2 separate regions of the Homo sapiens genome follow, and region 2 is linked to region 1. A link is a loop called in an ENCODE intact Hi-C map of the cell type or tissue named here. Cell type or tissue: Caco-2. All regions are shown on one strand. Each heading gives the region's core, and the rest is flanking DNA. Links, peaks and the distances in the headings are about the cores only.

What was found. Peaks named below come from ENCODE experiments on the same cell type or tissue, not always from the same donor. Only the 100,000 strongest peaks of a DNase experiment are listed, where the experiment ranks them.
Region 2: it touches region 1 in a loop (2.6-fold over the local background); 5 of 110 quality-filtered maps call a loop at or near these places.

Annotation. Positions count from the first base shown.
Region 1 is chr20:58,565,327-58,577,719 of GRCh38, forward strand. The region is part of intron 6 of APCDD1L-DT (APCDD1L divergent transcript); the gene reads left to right. Among named protein-coding and RNA genes, the nearest start is that of APCDD1L, 56 kb to the left of the region's middle. In Caco-2, for the core only: no CTCF peak of the experiment used is centred there; DNase peaks (open chromatin) are centred at 6,355 and 6,775; H3K4me3 peaks cover 523 bases.
Region 2 is chr20:58,631,374-58,643,766 of GRCh38, forward strand. LINC01711 (long intergenic non-protein coding RNA 1711) reads left to right here and starts at 3,399. Exons shown (of 1, transcript NR_125359.1): 1 at 3,399-4,365. It overlaps LOC107985410 (a long non-coding RNA gene), which reads right to left. Exons shown (of 3, transcript XR_005647058.2): 2 at 10,332-10,404; 3 at 8,750-9,518. RefSeq lists enhancers at 3,403-3,532, 3,553-3,622, 6,526-7,161. In Caco-2, for the core only: a CTCF peak has its summit at 5,916 (motif pointing right); DNase peaks (open chromatin) are centred at 4,148, 5,298, 6,208, 8,548 and 1 weaker place; H3K27me3 peaks cover 173 bases.

The DNA.
Region 1 (12,393 bases), core at 2,161-10,160:
GCCTGTAGCTGCCTTTCTTTAAAGGTGACTTTGATCTGCTGTGCTTTCATCCCAGCAAGGACACTGACTGTCATTCTTACTGTTGTCTTACCTTCATTTCTTTATGCCTTTTGCCAGCATTACCTCATTTTGTCTGCTGGGGAGGGACTGTCACTCTCATTTACCACTGTTCGTCAGCTCTGGCACAGCGCTGGGATTCAAGTAGGTTTGACTCCAGTGTGTTCTTTGATCACGGAGCTGACAGTATGAAGGGAATTCAGAAGTTGACGCCATGTTGCCCACAGACAGACACGAACAGAGGGAGGGTGGGGGAGAGAGCTGCGGGGGCAGGTAGGCTTCCCAGAGGAGGTGGAACAAGATCCCAACCTGGAGGTTCTGGCCAGTAGAGAAAAGCCACAAGCCCAGTGAGAAGTGCTCAAGGGGACCAGCCCAGTGGTGACCTGGGGGACAAGGGGAGAGCGCTAGCTGGAAGATGAATGTGGTGCTAGGTTATGCAGGGCCTTGAATGCCAGGGCAAGCATTGGGTTTGATCATGTGAGTGGGCACTGGAAGGCACCATGCCCAGGTGCCCTGGCTAGGGAACTCATGCCAGTGATCTTGGGACGCAAGCAGCTCATGCAATGAAGGCTGTGCCGACTAGTGGCCATTCGCCGTGAGGTCTCAGCTACCTTCCTTTGCAGGAGGGGCAGGGTAGGGCTCCAAGCTCAGGCAGTGGACAAAGGATGGACTTTCCAGCTTTCCTGGTGCTGTCCAGGGGTGTTCTGCCTTTCCCAGGCGATAAGGGGTCCTCTGAAGCCCCGTGCTCTTTTCTGCCTCTCTGCTTACCTTTGAGGGGTCTCAGCCTTCCTCACTGGGATTAAGTGGCCACAGTTAGTATTAAGTTTAGACAGGTGACCCAAACTATGGGCAGATGTGCCTCACTGTCTCCCAGGTGCACCCCCTTCGTGGTGAGTTGGCGAGGCAATGTGAAATCACACACACCCAGTGAATCTTCGTCCCATGGCTGCAGCGGGAAGGCATAAAGCAGTGGCAGAACCCACGTATGCCTGAGCACATCATTGTCATCCATCCCTGGAGACGTCCTCCTTGTCCACTGCCTTTCCCTCCCGAGCAGGACCGGCTACAGAACTTGCAGGGCTTAGAGAAAAATAAAAATGCAAGGTTGCTCCCTCAAAAAATATTAAACCAAGTGTGGGCCCCTGCTCAGCATGGGGCCCTGTGTGGCTGCATAGCCACGTGCCCATGAAGCTGCCCCTGTTCCTGTACCTGGCCTCATTCCATCCTGCAGGGGAGGCTGGATGGACCTCAGAGGGTACTGCCTCTAATTGTGGGGCCTCCATCTGCCTGTGGCTATTTGCGTTCTGGCAGCACTGAGCCCCCATGCACCTGGGCATGGGGCCTTTTAGCGCCTGGCTCATTTGGTCAAACCTGGCTGGGTCCTGGCTCGCCTTGCTGTTGACGGGTGAGGATGTGTATTCTCCATTCTCTGCCAATTTCTCTTCCTATTCGTCTATTCCTCACCCCCGAATTTACAGTCTTAACACATTGTCTTTCCTCTAACTATGCCCTCCTCCAAAACAATAGATTTCGTCCAGATCAATACCAGCCCATGCCTCTGTTGAGCCTGTCAGTGGGTTTCAGGGCATCCTTTCATATCCCTAAGAGCTGATCAACATTTCTTCTTCAATGCGGAGCTCAACCTCTGGGCTGGTCGTGGCTGTGCGACTTCTCAGGAGGCCAGGCAATTAGCTAAGACACTGTTTCTTCTACGGCTTTGATGGCATCCACTTCCTTCCTGCCCCTCCAGGAGACTCCGTCTCCACCTCTCAGCCTGGGGACACCACGGGCCCTATGAACAGAGGCCCAGCCATCACCCAGAGAAGTGTGAGCCAACTGTATTTCCTCAGTGGCTCATTCATTCATTTGCTTCCTCTCATTGTCTCCAGTGTTGTGGGCTGGCCAGAGCACAGGTGCTGGGGTGCAGGGATGAAAGGCAGGAGAGGGTGGGGAAAGAAGCCTCAGAAGCCCCACACCCTCCAGTTCAAATCCCAGCTCTGCCATTTACTAGATTTGTAACTTTGGGCACGTTTCTGAGCTTCTCCTGTCCTCGGTTTCCCAGCACCTGCCTCACGGGTTGTGGTGGGAATGAAGGGGACAGGGAAGAGGGGCAGCTGCCCTCGAAGGGCTCGGTGCCTGTGACCTGTCGTGGTCCGTCATGACTCACAGCCCCAGCCTAGACTTGAGCCTTAGGGCCGTCAGGAAGGCGAATGTCGGGTAGGGCAGTGGGTGGCATCCATGGCGGGGAAGGCCGGGAGCCTGGATACTGGGAGACATCGTTCCTTGCTCTGCACTGTTCCCCTTGGACAGGGGCCTCCTTCCTCTCAGCCTCCAGGCTCGGACTCACCTGTGCCTCCTGCCCCCTGTAGCCACCCTGCGGCTCCCAGAGATCTCCCCCACCCCTCTCTAAAGAAGGGCCTCTTCTTACATGCCCTTCAGGTCCCCTGCACCTTTCTGCGCTGGCCCATACATTTACATTGAAAATATCTATGTGATTATTTGGTGAATGTCCTCCCTCACATCACTGGAAGCCCCATGAGGACAGGGACTATGTGTGCACCATCGTATCCTGGGTGTTCAGCATGAGGCCAGGTATCAAGGCCAGGCTTGAGAAATCTTTTTTGCATAAATAAATGAGTTTCTGGCTGAGAGAAACAGGGAGAGAGAGAGAGACAGAGACAGACAAAAACAGAGAACTCCAAGGGGGCCTCATGCCTGGGGTATAGACATAGGGGAGTTGGCAGTGGGTCCAGATGTCTGGGGCCAAGAACCATCTGGCCCTGTGCCCATGGATAAGGATTCGGGTCTTTCTCCCGAGGGTCCTGGGATGCCTCTGAAGGGCATCTCGGGGCCGTGGGCCTGCATCCGATTTGCATTTTAGGAAGATCAACCGGCAGCTGTATGGAGAGTGGATTTATAGCCTGGCTTCTTTGTTCAAATCCCCAGAGTCATTTTCTTCTTTTTTATAGGATTCTGCTTGTTAGGGACAGAGCCAGGAGCTGATTATTTCTTCCTAACTCACTTTGTGACCTTGGGCGAGTCCCACCGCTCAGCAGAAAGCAGGCGCCGGCCCCTGGCTGTTCCTCCCAGCTGCACAGCTGTGGTCTCCCAAGATACCCGTTCCTCCCCCAGAGAGCCCTCACCTGCCACCCTCCTGGCCACCGGCCATGGATGGGGGTCATCTCTGCACCGAGCTTGCCGCACTTGTGGGGTCTCCCTGCTGGTGCTGCTGCAGGAGGGGGTCGAGCTGGGGGTGTGCGGACACCTCCCTTTGCCAATGACTCCCACACAGTTGATGAGAAATCCATTGGGTCCTGCCTCGTTTTGTTCCCCGGGACTGCAGCTGTTGCTCCTTACTTAACTCCAGCATTCCCTCCTCATGCAGTCCCACCCTCTCCCACTCTACCCTCCTTGTGGGGGCTGAGACAGGATGGTGGCTGTCCAGAGCCACAGCCAGCCTGCCTCCTCCACACATGGGCGCCCACCCACCCCTCCGCACACCGGGGCCGTCGGGGGGCCCGCTTGGTGATGTTTTAAGTGAGGCCGACAGAAAAACCCCACTCCACTTTCCAGCACTGCCAAAAACAGCTCTCCCGCTAGATTTATAAAGTTTGCCTAACTTTCCTTCTGCCACCCAGGAGAGGCCTTCCGTGCATTTGAAGAAAACACCTCCCCCAACCTTTTTTTTTTTTCTCTGAAAAACAGATGAAGGTTTTGGCTAGAAATCCAGAGGTCTGGGGGGCAGGCGTGTAAATTCAATGGCGGTTTATTGCCCTAAGGAAAACATACCTGGGTTATGAAGTATTCCCCCTTGAAATCTCACTTGACATTCTGTAAAGAAAGAGGAACGTTTTTAAGAAGTTGTTGGAGCCACCTAATACCTTCCCTACAAAGCAGAGCCTTTTTGAAAGATTAATATCGAGCTGCAGACAGTCAGTCACCATAATTGTACCGATCCCGGCGTGTTCCTCTGCCCATGCCGTCGGGGTGCTGGGAGCCGCAGGAGAGCTCCATCCGGAGTGCCCGGGAGTTGGGGCCTCCAGCTTAGTTCCATGAAAGGCTGCCAGCCCCGGCCCTGGGTACCCAGTCCCAGACCCAGACCCACATAGGCCAGCACATTTCTGCTGATGATCTTTCTTAACTCTTTTTCCTAAGCCAAGGAAGGGGCAACGCTGCGTTTGGGGTTTGTAGGCATTTATTAATGGAATTAAGGACGATTTGCAAGAACCCTCTACTGCTCACACCACTTCCCTCGTGTCATTGCGTAAGAGGCTTTTCCTGGGCAGCTCTACCTACCTGGTTGTGTCCCTTTAACTGGAGAAAAAGGGAAGTTTGGGGGGGTTGGGGGCCCTCTGACTCGGAACAAAGTCTTCCTGCAGATGCTCCCTGTAGTGCCGTGGGCTGGTTAACGTGAAGTGTGTGCACGTGGGTCCTGGCCAGCACAGTGTGGGTGAAACTCCCTCCCTCCTCCAAGGTCATGTAGTCGCCTCGCAGATGTGGCTGGTATGGCAGTGGGTTTCAAGGCTGCCAAAGCTTAGAAGTGTCACCTCGGACAACCCCTGCGGGTGCCTCGTAACCGGAAGAATGGGGCAAGGTCGAGTTGCCATTTGGCTCCCTTTACCTTTTTGTCCGCGTGGTGGTCATGCTAAACAGGCCCTGAACTCCCACTTGGGCACCCCTGGGACCTCAGCTTGCAGATCAGGGGCTGGCTATGGAGAAATGTGAGGTCCCCCCTCCCCTCATCTATGGGAGAAAAACAAAGGCCTAAGCGAAATGACTTTTTTTGAAAGCATCATTCCATACAGCATTAATTTTTTAGGATTTCTTCTGGGAGGGGAGATCAGATCAGAACCACAAATGATATGAAAACATCAATGTCTTCATCTGGAGAGGAGCGGGTGGTGCAAAGGTCCGACCACCACGAGGTCAATCCTCTCCCGCCCAGCGTGGGCTCACCGACCTGCCATGGGGTGGATGTTGATTAACTTCATCCAGGGTTTCCCCTTGGTGTCTGAGGGCAATTTCTGACCCGGATAAAGCTGGCTTTCACCACGTGACCTTTACAGAAAGGCAGTACTGTGTCCCCTCTGGGGTCCCCGAAATAATAAATCACCAGAGGCCCAGTGAGAGATGAGGCCATGCGAGGAGGCAGACAAAGGACAGAAACGGACAATAAATCTCACTTCTAGGGAGCAGTCATTTCTTTTTTCTTTGCAGTAATTTTTGTGAAATGTAATTGTGATCCAATAATACAAATACCAACATCTGGAATTCTGCAAGCGATATCTCTGCCTGTTCTGTTTGGAAATGGAGTACTTGGCAGGCATACTTTCTTTCCCATTCATGGACAGGGAGCAAAGCGTTCAGGGGAGGGCCAGAGGGGAGAGAGCACTGCCGTCTGCTGATCGTGGATGGAACCCTCATTTGAGAAGCTCCAAAGGTAGGGGTCATCAGTCAGACCCCAGCCCCCCTCCCCCACCCCCCACCAGCCACTGACAGTCCCAGGAGCCAGGCATTTACAACCCAAGCCCACAGAGATGTGGAAAGAACTCTCAGAACCAACGTGGTTTGAAAAGCACCAAGAAAGAAGGGAGACTTGGTCGAATAGCCGCACTTATCCTTTGCATTTCTGTCCTGGGCTAAAAATATGAATTCTAGATCATGAGATTGAAGATTTTTTCTTTTTTTTCTTCTCAAATTAAGGTCCAGGGGGAAGGAAGCTCAGCTCACCTATAGGCTGAAATGGTTGGGGTGTGCCCTGTCTCTGCGACTCTTACCGCCCTCCTTGGAAATTCTTTTTTCTGTGGGTTTGGGGGCTTTAGTACCTTTAAACTTTCTAAACCTTTCTCAGGCCATCAGAGGAAAAAAATGCATTTCCCTACCCCAAATCCAAGCTCTGAAGAATCCACAGTTTGTCCATTTTCCTCATTCGATGAACAAAGAAACATTAAACTCAAAAAGACAAAAGCGGAATGTCTACAAAATACCTCAGAACAGTCTTCTTAATTTTAGGGGAAACGACTGGGTCATTTTCTTCCAGTGCTGTCAGAAAGCAAAGATCCTCTCCTGGGAGAAAGACTGCTTCAAAGTCCTCCAAGATGTGAGGAGTCCCTGTGGTTATTAATTTTTAACTTTTGGTAGTTTTTATTACCCAAGCTTGTACATACCTCAAAGGCTCTAAGACAAGAAAGACGGCTCAAAAGAGTTTTGCTACCACTTAAAAAAACAAAAAGAAACCCTACAGTTTTAGGATTCATGGCTGGGCCTCTGCTGTCATGCACCCAGAGTCTGGAGTGAAGAGAAGTACCAGGTGTCCTAAGAATGCTACAGCGGCTGCCTTCAAACCAAAGACCTGCACAGTTTTAATGACCAGATGTTTATCTAGCCAGAATTCATTTTGATGTGTGCTTTACAAGCCACTGGTCAAGAAAGAAAAGTAGTTTAAGCCCAAAAACAATCACTAAGGTCAGAAATCCAACAGTTTGTAAATCTGTAGAATTTTATGCCTTGGGGATAACAAATCTTTATTTTTCTTTAGATAATGTAAGTTGGACAGAAGTCATAAAGAGGGAAGTCACAAAAACTGTTTGGACTATGCCCCCGCAACGCAGAAAATCACAGTCGCCCATAGACCATAAGGAGGAATGCCGATGTTAGGGTCTCGCAAACCAAGGTAGCAGGGCCAGTACTGCTCGACTGGGTCAAACATTTTGTTCTTACTGACTTCCTAACCTTTTCCCACTTGACATCTTTATTGAGCACTCGTGAGGAGGCCCCAGCTGCCTCGGCTCCGAGCACATTCATCTCTGGGCGCTTGCATTTTTGCAGGGGCAGTTACATTTTCCGTTTTCTAGCCAGGAATGGAATGTTGATACTGTGTGATTATTTTATTTATTTTATACGTTTTCCTTGGAATGTCTACGTGTGGCCGCTGCCCTGGCTTGGTGGCCTCTTGATTTACGGTAGTTATAAACATTCCAAAGTAGACATGTCAGTTAAATGATACCATAACATTATACAGTTACAATTCTGTTCTAAATGTGCCCAGAGTTCCAAAAAATCCGTTTTCAGCTCCCCTCCTCCACCCCATTCCTTCCTGCTACCTACGCATGATGGCATTGGAAGCCACTAGCTCAATGGAAAGAAGACAGAAGACCTAAGGTTTACTCGTAGCCTCACCACCCCCTAGCCCCGCCTTCTGGAAAAAACATTTTTTTTTTTTTTTTTTTTTTTTAGATGGAGTCTAGCTCTGTCACTCAGGCTGGAGTGTGGTGGCACAATCTTGGCTCACTGCAACCTCCACCTCCTGGGTTCAAGTGATTCTCCTGTCTCAGCCTCTTGAGTAGCTGGGATTACAGGCACCCACCACCACAGCTGGCTAATTTTTGCATTTTTAGTAGAGACGGGGTTTCACCATGTTGGCCAGGCTGGTCTTGAACTCCTGATCTCAGGCGATCCACTTGCCTTGGCCTCCCAAAGTGCTGGAATTTAGAGGCGTGAGCCACCATGCCCAGCCGGAAAAAACATTTCTAAGAAGCAAGTTGGCATCCAGAAGTAACATGCCCCTTTAGAGAACACATTTGAACTTTCTTCCTACTGAAAATCACGTTTATTCACATCATGCATGTATTCCCAGGAGAAAGTGGTTCTAAGATGGTGGCCACTGAGTAATTCTGGGAGGTGACCTGTCTCTCAATCCCCTGGCCTGCTGCCTTTACCGCCCACCAACAAAGAAAGAGTGGTTTGTGCTTCCTAAAAGATGCTGAGAGAGGGAAGGAAGAAAATATCTCCACGGACATAGCAATTTGGAGAGCTTAACATTCAACCAGAAAACCCACTTCAGCATCCTCCCCAGGAGAACTGTCAGGGAGGAATTCGCTACATGCCTTCTCACAGAAAACACTGGGACATGGGCTGCTTTCACTGCCCAATTCTAACCCTTGGACGTGTACAAACCCGACAACTGATATCTGAAGCAAAATGTACACCTAAAGAATTTTTATTCTCTGTGCTAGAGCAGGGGTTGGCCTGGGCTTGTTTTTGTAAATAAAGTTTTATTGGAATGCAGCCACGCTCATTTGTGGATGTCTTGCTTATGGCTGCTTCTGTGGGACAAGGGCAGGGTTTGATAGTTACCACGGAGACCCAACGGCCTACAAAGCCAAAAATGTTTACTGTTTGGTCTTTCGCAGGAAAAGTGTACTGGCTCCTGTCCTGGATCAACTCAGAAAATGAAACACATCGGATTCTGTCCAGGCCGGGCACAGCAACCTGGCCCATCCATGTGGAGCCTGCAGTGACCACTTCCGCTGTCTGCACAAAACTGGAGGGAGGCTGGGGGTGCTCCAAGTATAAGTTTCCTCATCAGCAAACCGGAAAGAGAAAGACCGACCTGGAGGCTGGTTATGGGGATAAAATAAATATGTCCTTATATATGTGTATAAAGCCCCAGCACAAACAGCAGTCGCCGCATGGGTCAGGGAGGCACTGCTTGGAGCCTTATGTGACCGTGTTCTCACATTATCTTCCAACTGGTTTGGGAGACAGGTACTGCTATGATCTCTGTATTACACAGAAGCAAACTGAAGCTCAGAGTGGCCGCTCACTTCACTCCGAACAGAAGGTGCTTGAGCTCTGTGCTGATAGATGGAATCCCAGATTTTCCATTTAACTTTTGATGTTGTGTCGTGGGAGTGGTGTTCCACCTTTGGAGGGTTTTAAGGACTCTTTATTAACCAGCAAGGGTTCTTGTGCCTTTAAGGAGGAGTGATTGAGAGGCACCTGCAAGGCCGGTGGAGGCTGCTCTGGAGGCCTGCCTCTTCCAGCCCACAGGCCCTGCTTCCTGGAACTGGTGTGGGTCACTCATTCCAGTTCGCCTCTGAAACTATTTTCATGACAGTAAGCTGCTACCTCAAGAAACAGCAACAGTAGGGATTTTGCCTGTCAGGTAAGGTGCTTGGGGAGTGAAGGCTGTGGTCAGGATCCAAGCAGGAAGCCTGAGTTCATGTCTATTCTTCACCGAGCATGGCCAAGTCCATTTGAGTCCATCTCCAGAAGACATGTCAAAATCACCCACTTATCTCCATCTTCAACTCCTCCCAGGTCACCACCTTATCTTCCTTAGATGACTGCACTAGCTTCCTGACTGGTTTCCCTAAAACCCATTCATTTATCTATCCCTTCTACCATTTCTCCCACCAAACATCCATCTCACCACCCACCATCCTGCCACTTATCTTTCCCTCCCTCCCTCATTCCCTTCCTCCATCTATCTCTCCATCCATCCATCCATCCATCCATCCATCCATCCATCCACCCACTAATATGTATTTAGTGGTTACAATGTCCCAAGCACTGTATGGGTCCCAGTGTAGGTGGAAAAGGAAACAGATTTCCTGACCTCAAACAAAACAATAAATTTCAAAGTAAGAAGCCCCACGAGGGAGGAAGTGTAGGCTGTCTTGAAAGAGGATGATATCAGGAGACATATATGGAGAGGGCTTGGAGGAGGTGATGCGCCTCACCAGGAGGTGATATACTGATAGAGGGACTATATAATTTATTGATCAAACGGGGCCATTTTGGGGAGTGAGAGGAGGAGCTATTAAACATTTTTTCAGGGCACCAGGTGCATGTCAGGACTGGCCAGGTAAACTGAGCTGCATGGCTACCTCCTACAAGCCAAGGTTCACAGCATGAGCTGAGAAAGGGGCAAGGAGGAGAGAAATGCCCCTTCCTTTCCTTGGGGAGAGCCTGCAAACCTACATTTAAAAGAACTAGGAGAAGGCTGGGTCCGGTGGCTCACGCCTGTAATCCCAGCTCTTTGGGAGGCTGAGGTGGGTGGATCATGAGGTCAGGAGTTCAAGACCAGCCTGGCCAATATGGTGAAATCCCATCTCTACTAAAAAATACAAAAATTAGCTGGAGGTGGTGGCGTGCGCCTATAGTCCCAGCTACTCAGGAGGCTGGGGCAGGAGAATCGCTGGAACTAGGGAGGCAGAGGTTGCAGGGAGCCGAGATCATGCCACTGCACTCCAGCCTGGGTGACAGAGTGAGACTCCATCTCAAAAAAAAAAAAAAAAAAAGGGGGCTAGGAGAGAAAGTAAAGAGGAAAAAGAAAGAGCTGTGGAGTGCTGGGGCAAGAGTGAGTTTTGGGGATGGAGGTTAAGCAAATAAGAGTCTCAGGGAAATGCGGGATGGCAGAGTTGGGGGAGAGGAGAAAATAGGGTATAAGAAATGTTTTTCTGTGTTGTGAATTGGGCTCCCTTCGATGCTGCTTTTACTGTTGTCTATCAAAAGATGCAAGTGAAAGAGTGGCATTCCCTTTGCTTTCTCTAAGGCGTGTTTGCTGTTTGGGATGTGCATCTTGGACTAAGTCTCCTTCTGGAGCTTGGAACACCAGGTTCTGCCGTCACAACCTTTATCATGCACAGGTCGCCCTGGCATGGACAGGACCTTAGCTTTATTGTCCGTGCTCCCTCGCTCAACTGAGAGCTTTCTGAGGGCAGGGCCTCTGTCTGCTTGTCTCTAGTCCCAGCACCTAGCACAGGCTAGCATTTAGTATGTGCTCAATAGTGTGCAGTGTAGGGACGAGTGCACGGGCTCCAGCGTGGTTAATGTCCTTCACAAGGCGCCTTGGAGGAGCCGTCCCCAAGCTCATGCTTCATTTCACATCCTGCTCCTGCAGAAATGGAGCAGCTGCTCCGCTTGGGTTATTTAGTGTCGGAATTTCATCTCCCCCCATGCCAGGCTGCCCTCGTCTCTACCTCCATCAACTCCCCAAGGCCATCCAAGGAGCCTCATGGAAGCAGATATCTGCAGATGGCTTGTGTGACCCATGGATGGGTATTGAGCTTCACGCCTCACCGCCTTACAGTCTGGCCTCTTCGTCAGCATCAGTGGGACAGGCAGGGTCTCTAAGAAGAGCTCCAAGCTCCCAGAGGCCCTGCCAGGCAGTTCTGGGCTGGTTCCCTCAGGGGTCAAGGGAATCATGGCCAGCGTGGGTCACAGTTGCGGGCTGGGGAGTCTCAACCACTACTCTTCCTCCGGCTAGCTCTGTAATTCGGAGTGAGCCGTGTGGACTCCAGCCTCAGTCCTTCTGTAAAATGGAGACAACTCAGCACCGAACCCTATGCAATAGGCACTGGACACGCCGAGGTTTATCACCACCATGACTTGGTTAAAGGCTGCTCGGCCTCTGGGAGGACACAGCACTGGCTGGGGAACAAGGCTCTGCGGACACCTGACACCCAGGGGGCTGCAGGGGAAGGGGGGTGCTCTTTTATCTATTTCTGTCCTCAAAGGTGTAGGAAATTGTTCATCCAGGCCAGGTGGCCGGGCCTCACTGCCTCTGTGATAGCTCAGCTTGTTAGCTAGCAAAGGCCGCACAAGGCAGGCCACGATGTTGACTGCACCTGCCACGGGCTTTCTGTGACTGTGCTGAAACACTAATGCCAGCTGTAATTCCCTCCTGGAGACCTGGTAATGAGGGCTGGCACCATGTCCCCGACATGATTGAAAACGGGCTTTGTTTATGCACTCTCAGAGCAGATGAGACGTGCATTTAAAGTGGTCCAGCGAATTTGGGGAAAGGAAGGATGCAATTTCTTGGATGGGAGACATTTCTAAGGACCCCGCCCTGAGTCTGATGAGGTGGTGGGGGGATTGTTGGTGAGGGCTCAGGTTTATAGGTGACTAGCTTCTTGATTGAGGACACAGTCTTAGGAGAAACCCAGACAGCACGGTTGCAGCAGTCCATCCCTTCATTCCGCCCCATGTGGGCACTGCCCACATGCCCAACTTTATGTGTACCCCATCCCAGGCTGGTGGGCTGGGATCAGAGGCCAGGGAGGAGTGGTGTTGTTTGAGGAGATTTGATTAAAGGTGTGCAGATGTGGGCAGGGCTTAGAAAAAGCAATGAAGGGTTGGTGCAGTCCAGGAGGACTGATCACGGGGGGAGCAGTTCCCACTCCAGGGACATAAGGCAGGGGTGGAGCCATGGCCAGAGCCCTGGGAGGGTGGCTCCATGGCAGGAGCGCTTGGAGGGGCTGCGGCCTTTAGCAAAGCAACCCGGAGCCAGTGCCACCCGGCCAGAAGACAGCCAGGAAAGTAAATCCCCCCAGGTCTCCCGCAGGTGCCTCTTCTGGCCAGAAGGCACAGGGACCTGCTAATGGTCCGTACGGAGTGGCCTCCTGGGGCCCAGAGAAAGTAGAGAAGTGTGGACGTGGATGTGAGTAGCCATGGGTCGTACCCAGCACAGGTCAGCTCCCGTGGAGTTTCCAGCATCTGGTGTAGGGGCTGCAAACTCAGGGACCTAAAGGGGCCAGGCAAGTAGTT
Region 2 (12,393 bases), core at 1,682-9,681, 66 kb after region 1:
CAAAGGAGAGCAAGAAAAGCCAGGACCTTCTGAAGCCTTCCTCCTGGCCCCCTGGACCCCAGCTCAGGGTCTCTCCACTCCCTCCACTCCCCTTGTCCCCAGTCCTCCTCACCCTGTATCAGGGCTTCCTGTTAGCATGTTTTTGGCCTCATGGATGGGGGGCTCCATGAGGGCAGAGCCTTGGTTTACTTGTCCCTGCTCACTGACCCTAACAGGAAGAAAAGGAGGCCTGGTCTTGCGTACCCTCCAGGCTGAGCTCCTCACAGTCCCTGCATCTGAGGCCTGTGACAGTCAGGCCTGGAATGAGAGGAGAAGGCTGATCTCCCAGGCTGTCAATTGTTCCATTCTAACCCAAGCATTCTGACCCATGCTGCATTCCCGCCTGGGGTTTATGACTCTCTTTGAGTCCACTCTGCAGCCCACTTCCCAGCAAAGCCTGGTTTGAGGGCAGCTGAGACCAGCCCCAGGCCCCAGGAGAAAGGAGACCTACATCTCCCCAGAAGACCCCAGCCCCGTGGACAATGGATCCTCTGTCAGCCTGCAGCAAATGTTACAAGGCCCTAAAGACACTCTCTGGCCCTAGTGAGACTTTAAGAAACAAAACAAATTTTTAAAACACACATACACAGCAAAATACAAAGCGAAAATTGATGATGGTGATGGAGACGATAGAATCCAAGGTGACCTTATCTTCACCGGGCCCCAAAAGAAAAGAAATGCAATGTGTGGCCTCTCTAAAGCTATTCCGGAAAGTGAGGGGGCGCAAGTAGACCCCACTGAGAAGGAGCTCCATGCCAAGGAGGAGCAGGGCTGGAGGCGTGAGGACCACCAGGAGGACTTGAACAGCAGCAGTCTGGCTGCCCATGCTGGCCTCTCTTCTGGGGTCCTCTGGGCCTGCGGGAAGTCCTGGGTACCCAGGGACATCTGCCCATAGCCAGCCAACGCCCTGATGACCCTGGGAGTCCCTCCAAATTCCATGTCCACTGGAACCTCAGAGTGAGCTTATTTGGAAATAAGTTCTTTGCCGATGTCATTAGTAAAGGATCTTGAGGCGCAATCATCCTGGTTTTAGGGTAGGCCCTAAATGCAATGATGGTGTCCTTCTGAGAACAGAGGAGGACAGAAGACACATAGGGAAGAGGGCCATGTGAGGACAAAGCAGCGATGGGAGTGATGCGGCCAGAAGCCAGGGAATACCAGGAACCAGCACCATCCAGAAAAGGCCAGAAGGATCCTCACCTAGAGCTTTTGGAGGGAACGTGGTCACACCTTGATTTCAGACTTCTGGTTTCTAGAACTGGGCCTGGGCCAAGTGAATACATTGATGTGTATGTTTTTCCATGTCAAGGATACATGATTTGTGGATGATTTTCTAGCCACCAGCCAGTGGGTTGGCCACACCAGTCCTTGCCTCCCGTGCTTACCTAGGGAAAGCGGAGCCCCCACTGATTGGGGTCGGGGGAGATGCAGAAGTAACTTCGCAGAGGACCGATGAGCTCATGCCGGGGACACAAGTTGCTGTGCGGCTTTCCACAGGGGAAGAGTTATGGGCAACTTCAGAGCAGCAACCAGGATTCGGTAAAATACTTTTAACGCAAAGTACTGCTCTATAGTGACCTGAGAGCCCTGGCCTTGTGGCCGGTACTTCCCGTGGAGACCACTGCAGGTGCACTCATTCTTCATTCTTTGGACAAATATTTGTGGAGGACCTAAATACGCCTAACACTAGATATTAGGCCCACCATGGTGAGCAGGCCAGGCTGGCTCACATCCTAGTAGAAGAGACACATATGAAGGAAATGAACAAGGTACCAGGACAGAGACTTACAGGAGAGAGTGTGGCTGGAAGGCTTCTCTGAGGAAGGGACTTGGGGACTTGAAGGACAGGAAGGAGCCAGCCATCAAATGAGCTACGGTAAGACCATTCCTGGCCGAGGCAGCCAGAGAACAGAGTCCTTGAGGTGGGGAAGGGCTTGGCCAGTTCTAGGCATGCGCCCAAGGCCACTTTGGCTGGAAAACGGTAAGGTCTGGAAGGCTCCGGTAAGGAGTAGGAATTTGGCACTGTCTCACCTAGGAGAGGGGAAACTGCTAACGCAATGGCACATCACCACCTCCAGGAAGTCTTTCAGGGTTGCCTTTGTGGAGGTGAGCCGCCATACCACAGAAAGCCTGGGCCTACTGTCATGGTCTCAACTGGCCGTCATCATCTGTGACTTTGCCTCTTAAGATTCTTTGTATTATGAGGGGTGGGTGTCTTCCCAAAGGCCTCTAATTCTCTCACCGCCACTGCTGTAATGACCTCCTAAAGGTCTCTAATACTCAGAATAGCAGAATAGGGTGACATGTGGGTGATTGCTCTGTGATGTCTTTTACACCATTGATCACCAGGATCCCTGTGGCACATCTGGCTAGTCAAGTGGGTGGCCCCTTACCTCCCAGAGCCATATCACAGAAAGCCCTTCCCAAGGAGGAGCAGCCCAGAGCTCTCTGTCAACCAGCATTCTGAAGCGCCACATGTGGTGATGGTTTAGCAGTGTCTGCTAGGAGCATGGGAGGGGAGGGTGGGGTTAGGTGTGCCATGCATTTGCCCTCCTTCCTAAAAGAACCTCCTTCCCCTCCCCAAAGCCCCATATACTTTCTAGGTCTTAACCCAGTGGCATATACATGATAGATGTTCAAAACATGTGCTGTTTGATCGATAGTGTATTCAGCAGTCATTTCGCAGCCTAGTGACTGCGAGCTCGACTCAGAGAGGGAGTGACAGTGACGGGGCAGAAGCACGTGGCTGCCAGATGGGCGATGGGAAATGTTCCGCACACAGAAGTCAACCATCCTGCCAATTTGGGAACACGAAGTCACTCGTTCGATGCCTGTCAAGTCCCTATGCTGTGCCTGCCACGGCCCTTGCTGCTACGGTACCACGAGCGTCCCCAGGAAGACACCTTGCTTGTCTCTAATTCCATGAACTTTTTGCAAGAAAATCTTGCTTGCCTTCCCCAGGGGTCAGGTCTTCAGAGGGGAGACTCCTGCCCTGGTGTGCCCGGCTCCTGCCCATCCAGCAGAGCAGGAAAAGGTGACTCGGGTTCCATTTGACAAACGTCTCTTCTGAAAGCTGCCCTTAGCAGGCAGGAGAAAAGCCCCCATTTACTGGGGCCTTGTCAGAGTTTCTAGAGCTTAAATTCTCTTCTTCAGAAAGGAAAAATATCTGCGGCCCCACATCCGCAGATGCATAAACGTGGGCGTGATTTATGAGTGCACGTGGTATCCAGCGCTTTCCCCCAGCTACTGTGAAATCGTTCCTCTTCTCTGACTGAGACGTCAACAGTATGGTCACTGTATATGTTTTCCCACTTTTTCCAGAGCCAAGAACCAGGAAAAAAAAATGAAAAATGAAAGTGTACAGGAAGTCAAGGTCAGGCCATACCCACCACAGTTCGGGCAGCCATAGAGGAGAGCTTTCTTAACGGTCCGCTGGGACCCAAGTGGGCCTCCCCTGGGACTGCGTGCTCCCCTACAGAACCTGATGGCTGGAAACACTCACACTACTGCCTGTCCCGGCATCTCTCCCTCCGCCGCAGGGGCTGATGCTGCCACAGGACACAGAGCAGCAGGCCCCAGAGGCTTCTCTGCACCTCTGCTGCCTTTCTGAGTAATCAGAGGAGGCCACACCCACTCCAGGACACCCACACGGGCCTTCTGGGCGATGACGCTCCTGGCCCAGGAGTGGGGGGCTGCCTCACACCTGCTGCTGTGGGGCAGAGTCTCTCCTGGGTCGGGGCCTCGCTGGCGGATCTGCTCCATGTCGTGTGATGTGCTGCAGCCCCGCGTCACCGAGAGCCTCTTATGGGCCACCAAGTCCACACAGCCACTGGCCATGGGGCACCCTGCAGGGCCTCTGGACACGGAGACCTGTGGTTCTCAGCCAGTGGTGATTTTGTGTCCAGGGAACACCTGGCCAAGTCTGGGTTCAATTTTGTTTGTCACAGTTTAAGGTTGGGGTGTCACTAGACATCCTACAGTGCACAGGACGGCCCCACAGCAGACCAGCCCGACTGTCAGCAGCACCGAGCCGGGAAAGCCTGGTCTGGAGCCGTTTCTCTCTAGGGTCCCTGCTAGGGAACCCCTCACTGCCATGGAGAACCCCTCTCCTCCTGTCTCTCAGGACTCTCCGAGGGTCAAGGATGGATGCCTCCCCATCGAGGGCCAAACAAACTGACAAATCGAGTGGGCAAACGGCTTACTCAAAGGCCAGGAGCAGCTACCCGATGACTGCTCCCTCGACCTCTCTCTTCTCACTTTCTTCCCTATTCCATCCTTTGATGGGTGGCCTGTTACACGTTTGGAAATAAAAACAAGTGGGAAAGAGTGCCATAAACATTCCTGGGAAAAAAGCAGGGCCGACTGGAGGTCCATTGTTGCTGAGAGACAAAAAAGATCAAAGGGGAAGAAAGAAAGGATGGAGGGAGGGGAAGAAGAGAGGGAGAAAAGGAAGGAAAGAAGGAGGAAAAGGAAGAAGTAAAGGAGGCAGGAAGGGAAAGAAGGAAGGAAGAGAGAGAGAGAGGGAGGGAGGGAGGGGGGAAGGAAGGAAGGGAAGGAAGGAAAGGAGGGAGGGAAGGAAGGGAAGCAGAGAGGGAGGGGAGGGAGGAAGGAAGGAGGGAGGGAGGGAAAAAGAAATGAAGGAAGGAAGGAGGGAGGGAGAGAGGGAGCACAGAGAGAGGGAGGGAAGAAGGAAGGAAGGAAGAAAAAGAGAGAGAGAAAGGGAGGGAGGGGGAAGGGAGGGAGGAGGAGAGGGAGGGAGGGAGGAAGGAAGGGAGGGAGGGAGGGAGCACAGAGAGAGGGAGGGAAGAAGGAAGGAAGGAAGGAAGGGGGGGAGGAAGGAAGGAAGGGAGGGAGGGAAGGAAGCAGGGTTCTCACTGGTAAATCTCCCTGGCTGCCCTCTGTGCGTGTGTTACAGAGAGATGTTCTGTAGAAATTTCAGGAGAAGGGCTTTGGAATCCTTTCATCGCAAGTGGTATCAAGCACAGGTGACCATCAGGATGTACGGATGAGACGGCCCAGTTGGTGGGAGCTCACCAGACTGACATTAAAAGGAAAGGCCACCCCAAACCTCCATAGCAGTAGCTGGGAAGGCCTGAATGGCTGTGTCTGGCCTGGAGGAACTGCTCCCTTCAGGAACCGTAGCCCTTCAGGGGCCTGAAGCATTTCAGAGACGAAGAGGGAGCCCCTGAGACGCCCACATGTAGACACTCCAGGAAACAGCAGTACCTGACTACACTCAACAAACCCGAAGTCCTCACGGCCTGGCAGGCTCTTCACCTCTGGCGCCTGCCACACTCCAGCCTCACGGCTTTCCCTCCCCTCCCTGCTCTTCCCACTCCCTGTGACACTCTTCCCTGCGACAGCTTCATGGCTTACTACTGGTCTCTGCATCAATGTCACCTCCTCCTGAAAGCCTTCCCTGATCACCCTTGGTGTGTGTCTCCTGTCTGTCACAGGGCAGGGAACTTGTGTCTGGCTGCCAGTGGCATCCCCAGCAGCCAGATCCCTGCCTGGCAATAGTAGCTGCTCTGTCAATATCTGTCCATGGTTGAGTCCAGCTCCTATTCCTCGCAGCTCTGTGAGGTCCCCAAGGACTTGGTTACAAGGTGCTCTCAGCTGAGTGGCCTTAACTAAGATTATCATGGGTGATGCTGGTAGGTTTCCCCCAAATCGACATGACTGAGTGGCCAGGAGGTGGGCACTGAGCCAGATTGACCTGAGTTCCATCTTGGCTCTGCCTCTCCATGACCTCAGGTCACCCGAGCTCTCTGAAACGGCTTCTTTGTCTGTAAAAGAGAGAGCTGAGTGAGACAGACCATTTTCGGTGTTGAGCACAGAAGAAACTGCGGCATCCTGCCTCCCCACTAGGGGAAGCCCAGTTAGGCCGGTTCTTGAAAAACTGGATGCTTCGTCAGCCTGAGCCAAGAGCCTGGGAATGCTTCTTTCCTCGTAGGTCATTGGGGACCACCAAATTCTTCCACCCTCCATGTGCCTCTCATTTTAAAAGACCCAAAAGCTGTGAAAAAGCGGCTCCCTGCGTATGGGAAACGCATCCCAAAGCAGCCTTGTTTCGCCTTCGGACATGGGTGGCCCCTTCTGCCCACCCCTTCCCAAGGCTGAAGATTGCCTGTTGGAGCTTCCTGCGTTGAAAACAAAAATCTTCAGTTCCATTGCCATTGCCATTGGCCCAGCCCTGCTGGTTGGGACCTGGAGGGCTGGACTAAGGAAAGCAAGGGGACACCAGCCAGGCTGAGGCCCGCCTCCAGGGTACATAGAGATGCTGCCCCATCCTCACTCCCGGATGTTCTACGGGCCTTCTGCAACCACCCCTATCCCGGCAGAAATGCCTATCGGTTCTCCATTCTGATCTGCGCCAGCTCAGCCTCCGCAGAGTGAGGGAAATTAGCATGGCCAGGGGCTCTCTCCTGTCACTCCAGATCCATCTGTTGCCTCCAAAGTTTCCCTAGGACGAGGGCCGCTGGCCAAGGCTGACAGGTCTGAGAAGAGCAGCCCTCATTTCACACTGAGCTGCACCCTGAGCCTCAGCCCTGCCACCAGCACGCCAGCCTCCCTGCTCTAACTTCAAGCCCAAGTGCCCTTGGCAGGGGTGCCATCCTGCCTGCTGTGGGCCTGCGTGCTGTCCAAACAGCCTGGGCACCCGAGATTGTCTCGCCGGCCAATCACAGCAAGTGTGGAGCCCGCGGCCGTTCCCTGCGCACAGTAGTCCCTGCCTCGTGCCCACCGTAAAGACTGCCTTTATCACTCGGGAGGTTCATTCATTCATTTACTATTCATTTATTCTTTCATTCACTCAGCAAATATTTACAAAGCCCTCACTCCGCGTGAGGACAGTACAGACATGAATTAAGTACACATGGTTCCACGGTTCTTAGTGGTTCCGACCAGGAGATAAGGAAATCCTTGTTTGCCGTCTGTAGGGCTCGCTGCTCTTTCTTGCTTGCCAGGGTGTTCTGGTAACAGCACCCTGATTTTCCTCAGAACAGCACCTTGCTGCTTCAGTCTACAAATCTGGAGGGCCTGGTCCAGCTCTAGCTCTGTCGTGAGCAGGTGACCAGGCTAGACCAGATGAGCCTCACACCCCTGGTGATAGCCACTAAGTAGTCACAGGTGTGGGCACATGACTCTCTTCAGGCCATTGAGGCTCAGTCCTGGGACCCTTACTAGAAGGACTCATGAGTCCAGAAACAGTGGAAGTTGCCTAGGCAACCGGTTCAGGCCAAAGATTGATCTTCCACTAGTCCAGGAAGTCTTCCTGGAGGTGAAACTTCAGGTCTTTAAATTATGGGAGAGAAGAGAGTGAAGCCAGCACTCACGTGTGACCACCATCCACCTACTGACCCATTCATCCAATGCAGTGAGGGCACATGGCACGGCATGCCGGGTGGGCTGTGTTTTTACTCTGTCATATGCTTCCTGCGTTGGTTCCCTCCAGCCTGTGCACCCCACCCTGCTCCACCCCTGCTTGTGAACTAAATGAAGATCTAAGTGATCACATCTCCACAGTGAGAAAAGACACCAATTGTCCCAGAGAACCAAATGCAGGAGGTGCTGGTCTTTATAGGGGACCTGGGGAAGACACTAACTCTTCTCTAAGGGGTGCTCCAGGCTGCTCTGGCAGTCGAAAGAGCTAGCTGCAAGGCCAAACTATGCTACTGAGCTGCTGTGTGACCTTGGGCAAACAGCTTCCCTTCTCTGGGCTACATGATCTCTAGGCATCTGTCCAATAAATACACTATTTCTAAATCAATTAGACAGAAATGCTGAGGCTTGGAACAGGAGCCAGAGAACGTGAGGCTGACCAGTGACCCCTTAGGAAGGTGGCTGCCATCTGTCCTGTTTCGGAAGCCTCTCCCTCTGCTGGACTCCAAAAGCCCTGCCTTGAAACAGCTGCCCTACCACTCCCAATGCAACTTCCCAATACCATTTCTCTCTTTTCATTTTTCTTCTGTTCCAAGGCAGAACAGGGTAGGAAATCGTGTCAAATAAAGACAGAAGTGCTTGATGTTCCTAATGGCATCCCAAGGAAATGAAGTGTAAAATCACACGAGTTATTTAGCTTCACATACTGCTTTTATCAGAGTCCTGGACAGAACTCCTTAGCAGGAGAAAGCCTGATTTCCTTGGAAAGATGGAATTCTGGTGACAGCAGCAGGGAGCTGGGCTCTCCCGGCACCGATGCAGGATGGAAAGGTCTGTAAGTCACGCCGAGGCAAAAACCAAGACACAAATCGCCCCCCACCCCAACGCACACACACACACACAGAGCAAGACCACATTTTATCCCCACTTTTCAAAGGCAAAGTTGTGTGTGGGCTTTCACTCAGCCAGCTTTGAAAGATCCCTTAACTCCAGGATGCTCTTAGAGTAAAATCCGAACTCCCTGCTTTGTCTTCCAAGCCCAACAAAGTTGGAGCCAGCCTTGGGTTCCAGCTTACCCTGCGCACTCTCCCTCCTCAAGGCCCTCCGGTCCGCCTGGCTCCTTTCTGTTCCTCGAAGACTCCAGGCTCATGCCACCTAGGAGCATCGCCCTGAAGTGCGTCTTGTCCAGAGTGCTCCTGCATAGCTGTCCCCTCCTTCCCTTCAGGGCTCAGCTCAAATGCCATTTGTTCTGAGAAGCATCCCTGGACTACCCCTGGTCCGAGCAGGCCACTCTTTTTGGTTTTCTCCTGGCATTTATCACTCTCTGGGATTGCATTGTTTATTCGTTGTTTATTTTCTGATTCCTCCTCCTAGAAAGTGAATGGTGGGGTGGGGGAGAGGAAGACAGGAATTACACTGGTTTTGTTCATCATTGTATCCTCAGAGTCCTCAACAGTGCCTAGCACAGGATGGGTAAATCTGCCGGAGTTCAACTGGAAAAGTGGAAATAGGAGTTATATACATGTAAATTATTTTATGGGATTTGTTATGGAGAATTGGCTTATGCATTTGTGGGAACCGGGTAAGCAGTCTTTGTCAGGCTGCGTGTCAAGTCTGATGCTGGTGTCAGGTCCACAGGATAGGCAGTCGAGAGGAAAGGCAGATGTCAAGTAGGGAGAGCAAGAACCCACGAGCACAAGCTAGAGCCCCAGGATGGCAGCCTGAAGCCCGTGGCTATTCTTGTTGCCTCTGACCACAGTGGTGAGGCTGTCCTGCAGAAGCCTAGCCCTTCATCACAGAGCTGAACACATACACGCGGCTGGGAGTCGAAAAGTAGCAAGAAGTTGCCGGGGAAGGTTGCGGGTGTTGTGGCAGGCTGCTTCACTCCAGTGAGGTGAGTCAGCAGATCAGCAGCAACGTGTGTCAACTGCAAAACACGGCTGCAGCCTCTCTTGCCTTCTGAATCTTGCAAGAACCTTCCAAGAATCTTCCCTGTGGTCCATCTGAACTGCAAACATGCAGGAAAGATAATTCCAGGAAATGCAGTTGAGCCTGGCCAAGTTAATAGTCTCTGAAGCCATCATAGGTCCACATCAACGCTGATGGATGAAGAGAGGGAGTGGTTTTAGACTAAAGTGTGAACTCCTTATCTGGCACACCAATCTCAGGGTCCAGCCTCTGCCTGCTATCAGCCACCTATCCAAAGTCTATCTGCTCTCCAGCCCCCATCAGGGTCTCTAAACCCTTGGGCTCATTTGGACTGTCCCCTCTGTCCAGAACCCTCTTCCTTGCCCATCTGCCTGGGTAACCCTCAGCACCTTCTAAGACTCAAGCTTTAAGCAAGACCTCCTTTTGGAGTCATTTCACATCAAGATTGAGTCACAGCCTCAGCTGTACTCCCCTCTTCATTCTCCTACCTGGAAACAACTATTATCCACATGTCTCATGTCTCTTTCCGGAGATGGCCTAGTCATTTACCAACAAAATGTATATTTCTTTTTTTCTCACATGTAAGATAGCATACAATACATTTTTTCTGGATCTTGTGATTTTTTTCTCTTAACACTATATTCTGAAGATCTTTCCAAATCAAAATATACAGAAATTCTTTATTCTTTTTAAAGGTTGCCTGAAGTTTCATGTGGGTGGACCAAATTTGTTTAACTTGTTGCTTTTGCTGGATGTTTAAATTGTTTCTCATTCTTCACTGGGATAAACAACACTGCAGTGAACATCCTTACACGTGCCTAGATCATGCTCCTGCCCCTTCTACACCTGGCCGACTTCCAGTGCTCTATAGGATTAACATAAATATCACCTCCTCCATGAAGCCCACCTAAATCTTTCCTAAATTGGGTTGGCTGGTTGCCCCACTTTGCCTCCTAGGCAGCTACTTGCACTGCAACACTTACCATGAGCTATTGATGTGTCCAACTTGCCCTGTGACTTGTTCATCTGTGAATGTCCTGCACAATTTCACAGTACCTGACACACAGTAGATACTCAATAAATGTTTGTGAATTCAATACACATCAAATTTAAACCCCTAACTCTTGGGGCCTCCAAATCTTGCTTCATTCTATTTTTTTTTTTTTTTTTTTTTTTGAGACAGAGTCTTGTTCTGTGCTCCAGGCTGGAGTGCAGTGGCACCATCTCAGCTCACCGCAAACTCTGCCTCCTGGGTTCAAGCCATTCTCCTGCCTCAGCCTCCTGAGTAGCTGGGATAACAGGCACCCAGCACCACGCCAAGCTAAATTTTGTATTTTTAGTAGAGACGGAGTTTCACCATGTTGGCCAGGCTGGTCTCAAACTTCTGACCTGAGGTGATCCGCCTGCCTCGGCCTCCCAAAGTGCTAGGATTACAGGCGTGAGCCACCATGCCTGGTTGCTCCATTATAATTTATGTGTCCACACCTTGCCCAGGCTCGTACAGATCAGTCAGGCTCTCTCGCCTGCCTTATTCTTAGCCCTGCTTCTTCAGCTTTGCTCCTACTGTTTGCTCTCGTCTGCAACACCCTTCCCTCTCTGAAGCCCTTTTCCATCCTTCAAGGCACAGGTCTTCCCCTACCTCCTCCATGAAGATGCTTTCATTGAAATATCATCTCTCCCCTTTCTGAACTGCTGCTGCCTTTATAGTCACTTTGGCATATTTTTTCAAGCTCCGTTGCTCACTAATTGTTTCCCGTCTGTTGGTTTTGTGTCCCCAGCTAGACTGTGAGTTCTTTGAGAGCAGAACTTCTTTATAAACTCTTGCATCTCCCACAAGGCTGGGCTCATGGTAGCTACTCCATACTTCTGTGTTGGTCAGTCAACTGGTTCTTTCATGGATTGAGTCAGATCCCGGTACCGACTGTTAACAACCTTGTCCTTGGGGCACTACGGAGGTGCCGGAAATCATCGTGCTGGTAACTGTCACAGTAGGAGGCACCCTTAGATGGGGGAGTCCACTGGAGTGCAGCTCCTCTTATCCTCCTACTGCACCCTACCTAGATTGGAGCTTCTGCAAGAATGAACCTCTCAGTTACACCACGTTTTATCACTCTAACGTCTTTATGGACCCCAAAAACATCTATCCTATGGAAGTCTCTCCTTTGGAAGACACAGATAACATGTGTCTTGGGTCCCCAGATTCTGGAATAGCTAGCTCCTCAGGAGAAACGGAGCACCCAGAGAGAATCAAATGAGACTCACCCAGACCCCCTGTCCAGTCATATTTCCAGAGATAATGTGACACAGTCTGACTGAATCAGCCTTGATTTCCATCAAGAAGACATGAAGTCCGGGCGCGGTGGCTCACGCCTGTCATCCCAGCACTTTGGGAGGCCGAGGTGAGTGGATCACTTGAGATCAGGAGTTTGAGACCAGCCTGGCCAACATGGTGAAACCTCATTAGCTGGATGTGGTGGCACATGCCTGTAATCTCAGCTACTGGGGAGGCTGAGGCAGGAGAATCACTTGAACCCAGGAGGCGGAGGTTGCAGTGAGCCGAGATCGCACCATTGCACTCCAGCCTGGGCAACAGAGCGAGACCCTGTCTTGGAAAAAAAAAAAAAAAAGGTCGAAGCACGGAGTATGCAGAGAATGTTCTGCAGGGCACAGGATTCAAGGCAGGGGTGGCTGGAAAGACCCTGGACACATCCAGCTTTGAGAGCAAAGTTAAAGAGTTATTTTTTTCTAATAGGCAGTAGGAAGACAAAGCAGTTATCTAATCAGGAAAGGAACATGAACAGATTGATATTTTTACAAAGGTGATGGTTTGGAAAGCATTCCACACCAGGGACCAGCACTGGAGGTGTGACGACCAGCTAGACAGTCTGTTGTGATTTTCCAGGCAAAAGAGGTGATAAGAGCAGTGAAGATGGAGAGGAGAGCAGACTGTTGATATTTAGGATGCAGAATCTGTCACGATGTGGTCCTGAGTGGTACATTGGCAGGTGGTGGGGGCAAATGGGAGCAAGGATGGTAAATGATACC